3 separate regions of the Homo sapiens genome follow, and all the other regions are linked to region 3. The links are chromatin contacts, found by Hi-C or POLR2A ChIA-PET in ENCODE. All regions are on one chromosome and are shown on one strand. The core of a region is the stretch at or near the end of the contact, and the rest is flanking DNA. Distances in the headings are between cores, read along the strand shown.

Region 1 (3,534 bases), core at 239-2,738, 1.7 Mb before region 3:
TCCATCAGCCAGTGTAATCCTTTAAAAATATGTCATATCATATCATCTCCTGCTCAAAATCCACTAACTGCTTCCCACCACACTTAGTCTTCACCATGGCCTACAGGGCCTTACATGCACGATCTTGCCCCTGGCATCTTTATTTTCTGTCACTCTTTCCTCCCTCCCTCCCTCCCTCTCTCCCCCTCTCTCCCTCCTTCCCTCCTTCCCTCCCTCCCTCCCTGCCTCCCTCTCCCTCCTTCCAATCCAGTCATAACAGCCTCCCTGATGTTCTGTGAACAAGTCAAGCGTGCTATTTGAGGCCTCGGGACCTTTGCACTTGTTCCTCTGACTGAAACACTCCTGTTCAGATATCTACATACCTCACTCATTTAAGTCTATGCCCAAATGACAAACCTTCAGGGAGGTCTTCTCTAATACCTCCACCATTGCCTACTTTGCTTCACTTTTCTTCACAGCACTTATCAGTACCTGATATGACATGAAATATGTAGATACACATTTGTTTATTGTCTGTATTTCCATTTGGAGTGTAAGCTCTAAGAAAACAGGTTTTTGTTTGTTTTTTCCTTTCATCCCAGCATCCCCAGTGCCTGTGACTTTAGACAGAGCAGGCCCTAGGTAAACGTCTGTTAAATGAATGGATGACTCTGTTCTAATTTGTCTAATTTCTCGAGTCACCCTCAGCCAGATCCAACAAATATTTGAGTCTTAATTATGTAAGTGACACTTAGCTAGATGCTTACAGCTTTAAGAACGTATAAAACAGCCCCTAACCTGAACTGTGTCCTTTTGGGAGGGTACTGATTGGGAGAGGGCACAAGGAAACTCCCAGAGTACAGAAATGTTCTTTCTCTCCATCTGGGTGGTAGTTACACAGGTGCATACATAAGAGCAAATCTACTGAGTCATATTCTTAAGATGTGTATTTTATGTTGCACCCCAATAAAAGTTTTTGTTGTTGGTTTTTTTAAGGTTCTGACGTATCTAGACACAAAACGAGATAATTTCCCAACGTGGCAAGACCAATGATGGAGCTGCACAGCCTGCTTTGTGAGCAGTGAGAAAGTCACCCTCCAGGTACTAAGATTGGCATACCCTTTCCTTGATAAGAGAAAAAGGGTAAGATGTAGCCTGTTATTCCTCTGACGCTGGAATGTCGTAGAGATCACGGGCCTCTCCTAACCCCTGGAACCATCTTCTCACTGTGGCGCTGTTCATTGGGGCCCAGCAACAGAGATCCCGAATACAGGACGCTGGATCAGTGGGGCCTCGAGCCCTTAAGTGAGATGCAGCAAGGCAGAGCGGCCTTTGGGAGAGGGCAATGGGGCAGCCCTGTGCTTTAGACTTGGCTTGAGGAGGTGACACTGTGTCCACGTGCCTGTGAAGAGAGAACGGCTGAGTATACACGCGACCCGCCAGACTTCACAAACGGAGGAGACGCGGGTCACACCAGTGCGCATGCTCAGCAGGGGCTTCTGCCACGCAGGCGCACGGCGGCCGGCGCGGGCCGAGCGGAGGCAACTGCTGTGCGGCCTGCGGGCGCGCGCTCCCTTATCGGCCAACGGACGCGAGGCGCGCGCCATGGAACAGCGGTTAGCTGAGTTTCGGGCGGCGCGGAAACGGGCGGGTCTGGCGGCCCAACCCCCTGCTGCCAGTCAGGGCGCACAAACCCCAGGAGAGAAGGCGGAAGCAGCAGCGACTCTAAAGGCAGCCCCAGGCTGGCTAAAGCGGTTCCTGGTATGGAAACCTAGGCCCGCGAGTGCCCGGGCCCAGCCCGGCCTAGTTCAGGTGAGACGATGGAAACTTCGGCCCTAGGACCTGGCCTCGGAGCCACAGTCGAGGGCGCGGCCCTAGCTGCCGGGGGTGTGGCCCTAGCTGCCGGAGGCGGGGCTACTGGCCCCCCATCCTGATCGAGGGCCGGACCGCTCATCTCCGGCCACACGTGTCAGCACTGTTACCAGTTTTGACATTTTCTTTCCAGCCCGCGACCCACGCAGGTCCTGATTCCAGCGAGAGTCGAGGGTCCTGGGAGAAAGCACCTCTGCTCTTAAATTATTCACTCCGAATTGAGTTATCGTGACGCCCTGTGGCATTGGGAAACCTCTCCACAACCAAGTTGAGCCACAGCCCTCTGCTAATGGAGGAGGGTAAAAGGTCTAATTGGATACCGATCACAAGTAGCAGTAATTAAAACTTCATTTGATTCGCACCTGGGGCACATGCAGCTAGTAGCCCAGATAGCCTGTGACTTAGAAATGCGTTTGAATACAGAATTTACCAAAGTGTGGTAGCTGTAACTGCCGGTAGTGGCAGAAGCTTATTCCAGTTCCATAGTGAATGTTCAAGACACAAACAAAAAAAAGTGATTTAGTATGATAACCTTTTCACATTTAATTGTTTTGGTAATCTCTTGTTTTGCAGATGAATTTAATTTGCATCCTTTTGTGTTTTCATTTAGTTTTAACTCAGTAAAATGGTAAGGTGGCTTGCAGTGAGGTTGAAATGTCTATGTGGAAATACAAGACAAAACATATCAAGGGATGAGTGCTTTGTAACAATTTGTGCCCAGTGCTTTGTTCCTCATAAGTGCAATAAGAACTAAAAAATTCCTTTTAAAATGAAAATATACTGGAAGAAAAGTGTACCTTGCTCACCTTAAAATTATTTCCTGTAAGTTCATCTATTATTGCACAACATTTGATTTGAGGGAATTTTTAAAAATTACTGAACCTATTACTCAATTTTGATTTGATATTCTCAGTGATATACAGGATTCCAGCTGACTTGCAGAAAGGTGAAAAGAGCGCAGCAGAGTTCAGACAATCCATTTCCTTGTGTGCAGTTTGTGTTAATTGTCTTTGGATAATTTTATTGTTGACTAGAACTTTCTAAGTACAACACTTGCTTAAGATTTTAGAAACCATTTCCCTTATTCTTTTTCTCTCTGCAGTTAAAAAACAATGTCTAACCCATGCAATGAACTTTTGACTGTATGTCTCATTTCCAAAGGAATGAGATCATTGAGGTGGACCCAGAGAAACTGAATTCAGAGAAAAACTTCCATTATTGAGAACCCAAACGCTGATTGCCAGACAAAAGGATGAGAGGAAATGCTGGACCTCCAGTTTCTTGTTAATTGCTCTGTTTTTCCATAAGGGACTCTGCCTTAAGCTCATTTTCATTGACTTATCATTTCTGGGTTTGCTCTGGTGTGAAAATTCTCATTTAATTTTTTTTCTTCAGATTCTGCCTCTAGTTTAGAAAAGAAAAAGTCTAATTTACAATTCATGTCAGACAATTTTGATGGCACACTGTGGCCTGTCAGAGATTTCTTTAGCATTCTATTTTTTTAAATTATTTTTAATTTTTGTTTTTTTAATTGAAACAGCTTTATTGAAATAAGGTTTACATACTACAGAATTTATCTCTTTTAACATACAGTTCAAAGATTTTTAGTAAATTTATTGAGTCATGCAACCATCACTGCAACTTTAGAACGTCTCTATCACTCCAAGAAGACCCCTCTTGCAC
Region 2 (3,479 bases), core at 903-3,402, 1.1 Mb before region 3:
GTCACGGTAGCTCTCACTGTGAGGTGGCTCTCACTCTAACCTCTAAAGACCCTAGTCTTTTTGGTACTTTTTTGTATCGCCAACCCATACATACAGTCCAAAACATGCCTTAAACAGTTTTATCTTAACAACCGGCCTATCTTTGTATATGTCTAGGAGTTTTCATATATTTTGGTTGGTAAAATATATATAACATAAGATTTGCCACTCATCTATCTTGTCAAATGTAATTCAGTCAGCATTCACCTCACCAAGATAGTCGATGTTATCTAATGGCAGATAATATCAGGCTTCAAAGCCAGTGTGAACATTCCAACCATGATAATGAACTCAGAGCAATGGTTCGCTTTGCCTTTCTGGACTCATTTTAGGAATGTTCGTGAGTTAAGTGGGGATTGCTCTATGTAGCCAAAAGCTTAGACCAGTTATCCTCTTCAGCCTTTAACTGGAGATGGAGAAAAGTGACTCATCAATTTATGTTTAGTTTTTCATATGCCTTGAGAACCATGTTATGTCTTATCAGCCTTTTCTTTCTCAGGAAAGGCAATTTCCGCTTTACCCATAATCTGTAACCTTCAAATTGTCTTCTTGGTTATCTGGTAAACTCTCTCCCAGTCCTTTCCACAGCTTTCTTAGATGATCGAGCCTAGTACTAAACAGAAAACACTAGTAATGAATGGTGGATATTGAGTACTCTGGGGGGTGCTCTTAAAATTTTGAGCTATTCCTCAACATGGTGCTGTTAATTTGGCAGCCATATAATATTGCTGAAAAATGAGAAAACTTTAGAACATGAGCGAAAATGGATAGAAGTAGAATTCAAAGTGTGCATGTGACTGGTGGCTGGAATTGCAAGTGGGATCTTGGTCTAAAACCTGGGAGTTGAGAGAGAAGAAAGCAGGGCTAAAAGCAACGTTCTCAAGGTTATGCCCGTTGAGAGAGGGAACAAGAGCGTAGGTGGGAGAGGTATTTACTTCAGGGGCTGGTCAGAGTTTAGAGGAGGATTAGGAGCGTTGTTTACTGGAGACAAGGCCAGACAGGGTGTTGAGATGGGTGTAAATTGACAATTTAGAGTCTGGCATAGGAGAGATGAACTTGGTTAATACAAAACGGTTTCTTTCTTTATTTCCTTTTTTAAAAAATTATCAAAATGGAAATATCTCTCATTATAAAGTTATAATGTATATATTTTAAATATTGATAAAACTTGCCATCTGGAAATGTTGTACTCAATTTCTACCAATTGCATGTAAAAATGCCCCTTTCTGTGAACCTTCACCAATGCAGACACTGTCACCGTTTTGCCAATGTAATACATAATTTGTTTAAAACAAAAATCCTATTTTACTTTGAATTTCTTTATTGGTGAGTTAAAGTATCTTTTAATACTGGCCATTTGTTAATTTCTTATTTATGAAAAGCCTGTTTTTGTCTTCTGCATATTTTTCTTCTGAGATAGTTTTCTTTTTGTCTTGTGAGAACTTTGTATCAATACATATATATATATGACATTATCCTTTTGCCTGTCATATATGAAATTTGTTAACGCATTTTTAGTGTTTTATTGGTACTTTTTGCCATATAGAATTTTACTTTTTAAAAAATGTATTCAAATCTGTCAGTCTTTTAAATGATTTCTGGCTTGGTATTATGATTAGAAGATTATTCCTCACTCTAATATTAAAGTATGTTAAACTTTTATGTATATATATATATTTTTTCCACTACTTGTTTTTTTTTTTTAAGCCTTATATCTTAAGTATTTAATACAGTCAGGATATTTTGCATAGATCTTTTCAGGTAGGGATAGTCAGTTGATTAAAGTCATTTATTTGATAATCATTTCTTGCTATCCTAATGTGATCAGCCATATTTATGATGAGCTGGATTCTAGCATATACCCTACTCAGTTCCACTGATTTCTTTGATTCTTGCTGAAAGTATTTTAATTATTGTAGTTCACTTCCCTCCTTTTTCTTCTTTTCTTAGAATGAGAAATTGTGTGTGCCATATGTGTCATAGAAAAAAGAAAGGGTATCATAGAGCATCTGCTAGGCTGTCTTCTGGTTGTTGTAGTCACATTAGAGGCCGTAAGTGATGATAAACATCTCACTAGAATGGTTCTACTTTCACTTACAACAGGAAATTTAGGCATGCTTCACCAGCTAAGGAAATAGATTTTATGTATTCATTCGTCACTCACCCATTCAACAAATAAGCGCCTACTTTATGCTATTGTTGTACTTGATATTGAGGCCACAACACTGAAGAAGATTGCCAAGGTTTCTGTGCTTTTGGAATTTGGGAGAAACAGATTAAAACAAACAAATAATAAGCACATCACATAATTATAAGTGTTGCAAAGATGGTACTGTGATAGTAACAGAAGTCAGGGGAGAAGGATTATTTTAAATAGGATGGTTAGAAAAGGCCAGAGATGGGGGGTAGGTGTTTTAAGCTGAGATGAAGGGGGTGATATTTTCTGGTCATTGTTTTATTTGTTTTTGGTTTTGTGTGTGTGTGTGTGTGTGTGATTGTTTCTTTGTTTTTTAGATGGGCTTGCTCTGTCACCCAGGCTGGAGTGCAGTAGTGCAATCTTGGCTCACTGCAACCTCTGCCTGCTGGGCTCAAATGATTCTTCTACCTCACCCTCCTGAGTAGCTGGGACTACAGGCATGTGTCACCACACTCAGCTAGTTTTTTCTATTTTTAGTAGAGATGGGGCCTTGCCATGTTGCCCAGGCTGGTCTTCAACTCCTGGACTCAAGCGATCTGACTGCTTCAGCCTCACAAAGTGCTGGGATTACAGGTGTGAGACACCATGCCTGGCCCATTGTTTTAGATATTTACACAACATCTAAATATTTTCTTTGGTGTACATTGAATGTTATTTGGCAGTAGCTGGTCTACTGTGGGAGACCTCATTAGAGGAATACTCTAACTTTACTGTGTTTTGGTATATGGCATTTTAATCTCATTTATTGCTACTATACATTCTAGGCCCCCCTCATTCCTGGTGTCAATAGATACAGCATAATTTTTTTTCACCTATTCTCATTAGATTATAGTACTTACATAGTGCTATAGATCTACATAAAATAAATGAGAAAATAAGCATTGCTATTTATGGAAGCATTCTTTCCCTGCTATATTAACACTTGTATAACATATGTCTTCTTTCATTTCTCTTTTGTTCCCTACACCTCTGCCCATAACTGGGCATTGATGTATCTATTTACTTTTAAAGGTAGACACTCTTACATTATTCAGTGTTCACTAGATTGCTTTAGAATCCTAGCTAGAATAATACTGAGCCTTTACTTTCTTCTTATGACTGAAGAGCTTCACAATTCAAGAAATGCCTTATTCAGATGTAAAAGAAACAGGATTAGTTTCATTTTTTAAAAAGTTATCTTTTTAGTTCATACTTAGTTTGAGTTGTCCATCTACCTACAACCTTGATATTACAATTGAACTAG
Region 3 (3,293 bases), core at 186-2,685:
CAAGACTCCGTCTCAAAAAAACAAAAAAGAAAGAAACAGGCACCATGCCACCATCAATCATCCATCCCCATGGTTAGGTACATGAGAGATAAGCACGAGAAAAAAATAAGATGGAATGAAGTGATTATGAAACCCTGAAATCTTAACGAATTATCAAGTTAAAGAGCAAGCAAGAGAAGTAGTGAATACAGTGTGGCTTACACACAACTGATTGGCTGTAGAGAACTCAGAAAAGAGGACTCAATACAGGGTGGGCGACAAGCTGGGAAACAATCCTTAGGGAAGGCGAGGTACAGCAAGAAAGTATTGAAACCCAAAAGTGTCACTGATGCTCCCAACCTCGTAAAACCCTGGATCACATGTTTCAGTTCTCTCCAACTCAAGGAAGAGCCAATCAACCCAATGCACAACCGCCACCTTCCTGAGAAAGCAGCCTCTTACTAGATACAGGCAGGGGCTGTCCCAGGGAAGAACCGGAGACACTGAGCAAACAGAAAGCAAGACCAAGCTAAGCCACATTTCACTTTAAGCCGTAGTCTTAAATACCCCCAAAAGGCCCCCAGGGTGAGATAAAGGAAGGCTCATCACAGAGCTTGCTTCTAGCCATTGCAAGCGCTAAAAGCTTTTAATTCTTAAGTGACTCGGGGGGAGACTGGAAGTACAGCAAACTCAAAGCGGACTGTTGAACAGCTGTGTGAAAGGCAGGAGAGGCGGATGCTCCTCCCCAAACCACATCACCTTAGATTTGGGCCTTCCAAATCATCTCATCCAACCCTATCATCTTCCACGGGAAAAGACTGCGGCCACAGAGGTGAAGGCCACACAGCTAACCAGTGCCCTGCTCAAGTGACCCACACATGCCAGCAGAATGCTCTGGCAGGGAACTTCTAAGCGGAAGGCAAGCGGCCTGGTTCTACCTGCTGCTTCCGCACAGAAGGGGTTCAAATCCCCTCTGCAGTCTTCTCTCCCTGGGCCTCGGTTTGGCACTGCCACCCCTAATCACAGAGAGAAGAGATAAGCTCCCATGTCTCCCGGCCAGTCCCTTCATTTGAAGATAACATGAGCGTGTGAATGTGTGCGCAGAGACGTGTGTCAGCGGCAGCTCGGGCTCCAGGGAGCCGGCGTTGGGGGTGGGAGGAGGAGGGAAGACATAAGGGGCCAGAAGGCGAGGAGACCCATAACCGCGGGCGGGGGGCCCAGGCGGCGGTGGAGGGGAGAAGGATGCTGAGCCCGCGCGCCCGCCCGCTTGCTCCCCCCGGGCCGCGCGTCGGCACTCACGCTGAGGGGAGAGAGCGAGCTGCCGGGGAGCGGAGGGGGGGTCAGGCCGACACTGTCGCCGCCGCTGCCAGAGCCGCCGCCTCCTCCCTCAGTTTCGTTTCCCCACAAGCCAGCCCGGGTCCGCCAGCCGCACCGTCGCGCTCGGGTCCAGTACTGCGGGCAGCGCAGCCTGATGACGTCACGGACAGCGCCGCGCCTCGGTCCTCCCCCGGCCGGGTCCCGGCCCCGGGAAAGGCAGCTGAGGTTTGGCCCGCTCCACCTCTCAACCTGGGAGGTCCAGGGGCGCCTGCGCGGAAAAGCCGCCCGGAAAAGGCTGCAAAAGCAAAAGTAACTATCTCCTCCTTTGGCTCTGAGGAAGAGAAACCAATACAAAAATTGTAAGTGCTAGGTGCCCTCACACGACCTCATCTTACTTAATCTTATCATTATCTTCATTTTACAGACTAAGAACAAGTTCAGAGAGGTAGATGGTAAACTGGTTGAGCGAACGCAGTGTTCTTGTTCCCTGCTGTATCCCCAACATCCAGCCTATGGGACATCTCAACAGATTTTGAACGAAGGACGGGAGGACAGAAGGAATGCCGCCTGTAGCATCTTACCATATGGGCACAGTTGGCTCTCCATCTCAAACCTCTCTTCTGATTTTCAGGCCAATATGGCCAAACGTCTGTTGGACATCCTCACTCAGTCACCTCAAACCCCATGAATTCAAATTTCACCTTATGTTCTTCCATCAGCTCACTTTTTTCCTGGTGAAGGGCGCTGCCATCCATCCTGTTGGTCCAGCTAGAAATCTGAGGAATCTCCCTCTTCTTCATACCCCAAAGTTTCTCATACACTTAATTGCGCTTACCTCCTAATTGTCTTTCAAATCCATCCATTCACCCCCATCCCCATTGCCACAATTCATGCACTTACCCCCTCTCGGCAGAATTTCTCCAGTAACTCCAAACTCCCGTGACTGTCTCCAGTTGTGATCCCTCTAATGCGTTCTTCACAAAACCAAAGTGATTTTTATAATTTTCAACACCTGTGAAAAGAAGGGAATTTAAAATTGATTAATTAAACCTGATCCTGTCACAACCCAACAATGATTAAAATCCATCAATGATGTCCCATTGCTCTTAGAATAAAGCTAATGTCCTTAAAATGGCCTCTGAGACCCTCCAGCATGACCCCTTCTTCAGGTATGCCTTGTACTGCTATCCCTTAGTTCTCCCCATGCTGACTCTTCTCAGTTTATCAAATATGCCGTGTCTCCGCCGGGCGCGGTGGCTCACACCTGTAATCCCAGCACGTGGGGAGGCTGAGGCGGATGGATCACCTGAGGTCAGGAGTTCGAGACCAGCCTGGCCAACATGGTGAAATCCCGTCTCTACTGAAGATACAAAAAAAGTAGCTGGGTGTGGTGGTGCGCACCTATAGTCCCAGCTACTCAGTAGGGTAAGTCAGGAAAATCGCTTGAACCTGGGAAGCAGAGGTTGCAGTGAGCAGAGATTGCACCACTGCACTCCAGCCTGGGCGACAGAGCCAGACTCCATCTCAAAAACAGAACACAACAAAACAAAACATGCCATGTCTCTTAAGAGTTCAGCCCCCTGCCTGGATCATGCTTCTCCTCTTTGCTGGGCTAATGTCCATTTATCCCTCAGGAGTCACTTTAGTGTCCCTATCTCGAAATATTTCCTGATGTCACAAATCTAGGTTGGGAGACCCACCTCTGAGCTCCTAAAGCACTCTGTCCTTCCACTATCAAAGCACTTACCACGGTGTTGTATAATGGCCTGTGGACTCATCTGCCTCCCCGACTCAGCTGTAAACTCTGTACAGGAAAGATTGTCTGTCTGTATTAAATTCACAAGATTTAACAGAGGCTGGTGGTCAGTGCTCAATAGATATTTACTGAATCTGTGGAAGTGTGGAATATGAATGAAGGTTGAGTGATATGTTCAAGATTACAGAGCTAGGAAGCAGCAAACAGGTATTTACCTAGTTCTCTATGTTCTAAAGTTTAG

What was found. A loop is a pair of places that touch in the nucleus more often than their neighbours do. ChIA-PET counts read pairs that join two places held with the same protein, here RNA polymerase II (POLR2A). Pooled maps may share reads with other maps.
Region 1: a map of CD8-positive, alpha-beta T cell shows a loop between it and region 3 (6-fold over the local background). The contact joins the promoter of SAYSD1 here to the promoter of CMTR1 in region 3. A Hi-C loop is called at or near these places in 2 of 168 maps with a recorded cell type or tissue (CD4-positive, alpha-beta T cell and CD8-positive, alpha-beta T cell) and 6 of 50 pooled maps.
Region 2: a loop to region 3 is called in a map of B cell, with 6 times the contacts of the local background. The contact joins the enhancer-like site here to the promoter of CMTR1 in region 3. A Hi-C loop is called at or near these places in 1 of 168 maps with a recorded cell type or tissue (B cell) and 5 of 50 pooled maps. POLR2A ChIA-PET finds 5 or more read pairs at or near these places in 1 of 52 experiments (activated B cell).

What each region holds. Positions count from the first base shown.
Region 1 is chr6:39,113,140-39,116,673 of GRCh38, reverse strand. It overlaps SAYSD1 (SAYSVFN motif domain containing 1), which reads left to right and starts at 1,488. Exons shown (of 2, transcript NM_018322.3): 1 at 1,488-1,791. The coding sequence starts at 1,585. RefSeq lists an enhancer at 1,605-1,894.
Region 2 is chr6:38,571,029-38,574,507 of GRCh38, reverse strand. The region is part of intron 6 of BTBD9 (BTB domain containing 9); the gene reads left to right. Among named protein-coding and RNA genes, the nearest start is that of BTBD9, 67 kb to the left of the region's middle. Within about 2 kb of position 2,152, at least 6 of the 41 ENCODE cell types and tissues checked have a DNase peak (open chromatin) inside an H3K27ac peak, as active enhancers do; they include B cell, where a contact is called at or near this core.
Region 3 is chr6:37,431,363-37,434,655 of GRCh38, reverse strand. CMTR1 (cap methyltransferase 1) reads right to left here and starts at 1,435. Exons shown (of 24, transcript NM_015050.3): 1 at 1,279-1,435. LOC107986531 (a long non-coding RNA gene) reads left to right here and starts at 1,433. Exons shown (of 2, transcript NR_171666.1): 1 at 1,433-1,605; 2 at 1,721-2,428. RefSeq lists a silencer at 1,090-1,279 and enhancers at 1,280-1,559, 1,252-1,753.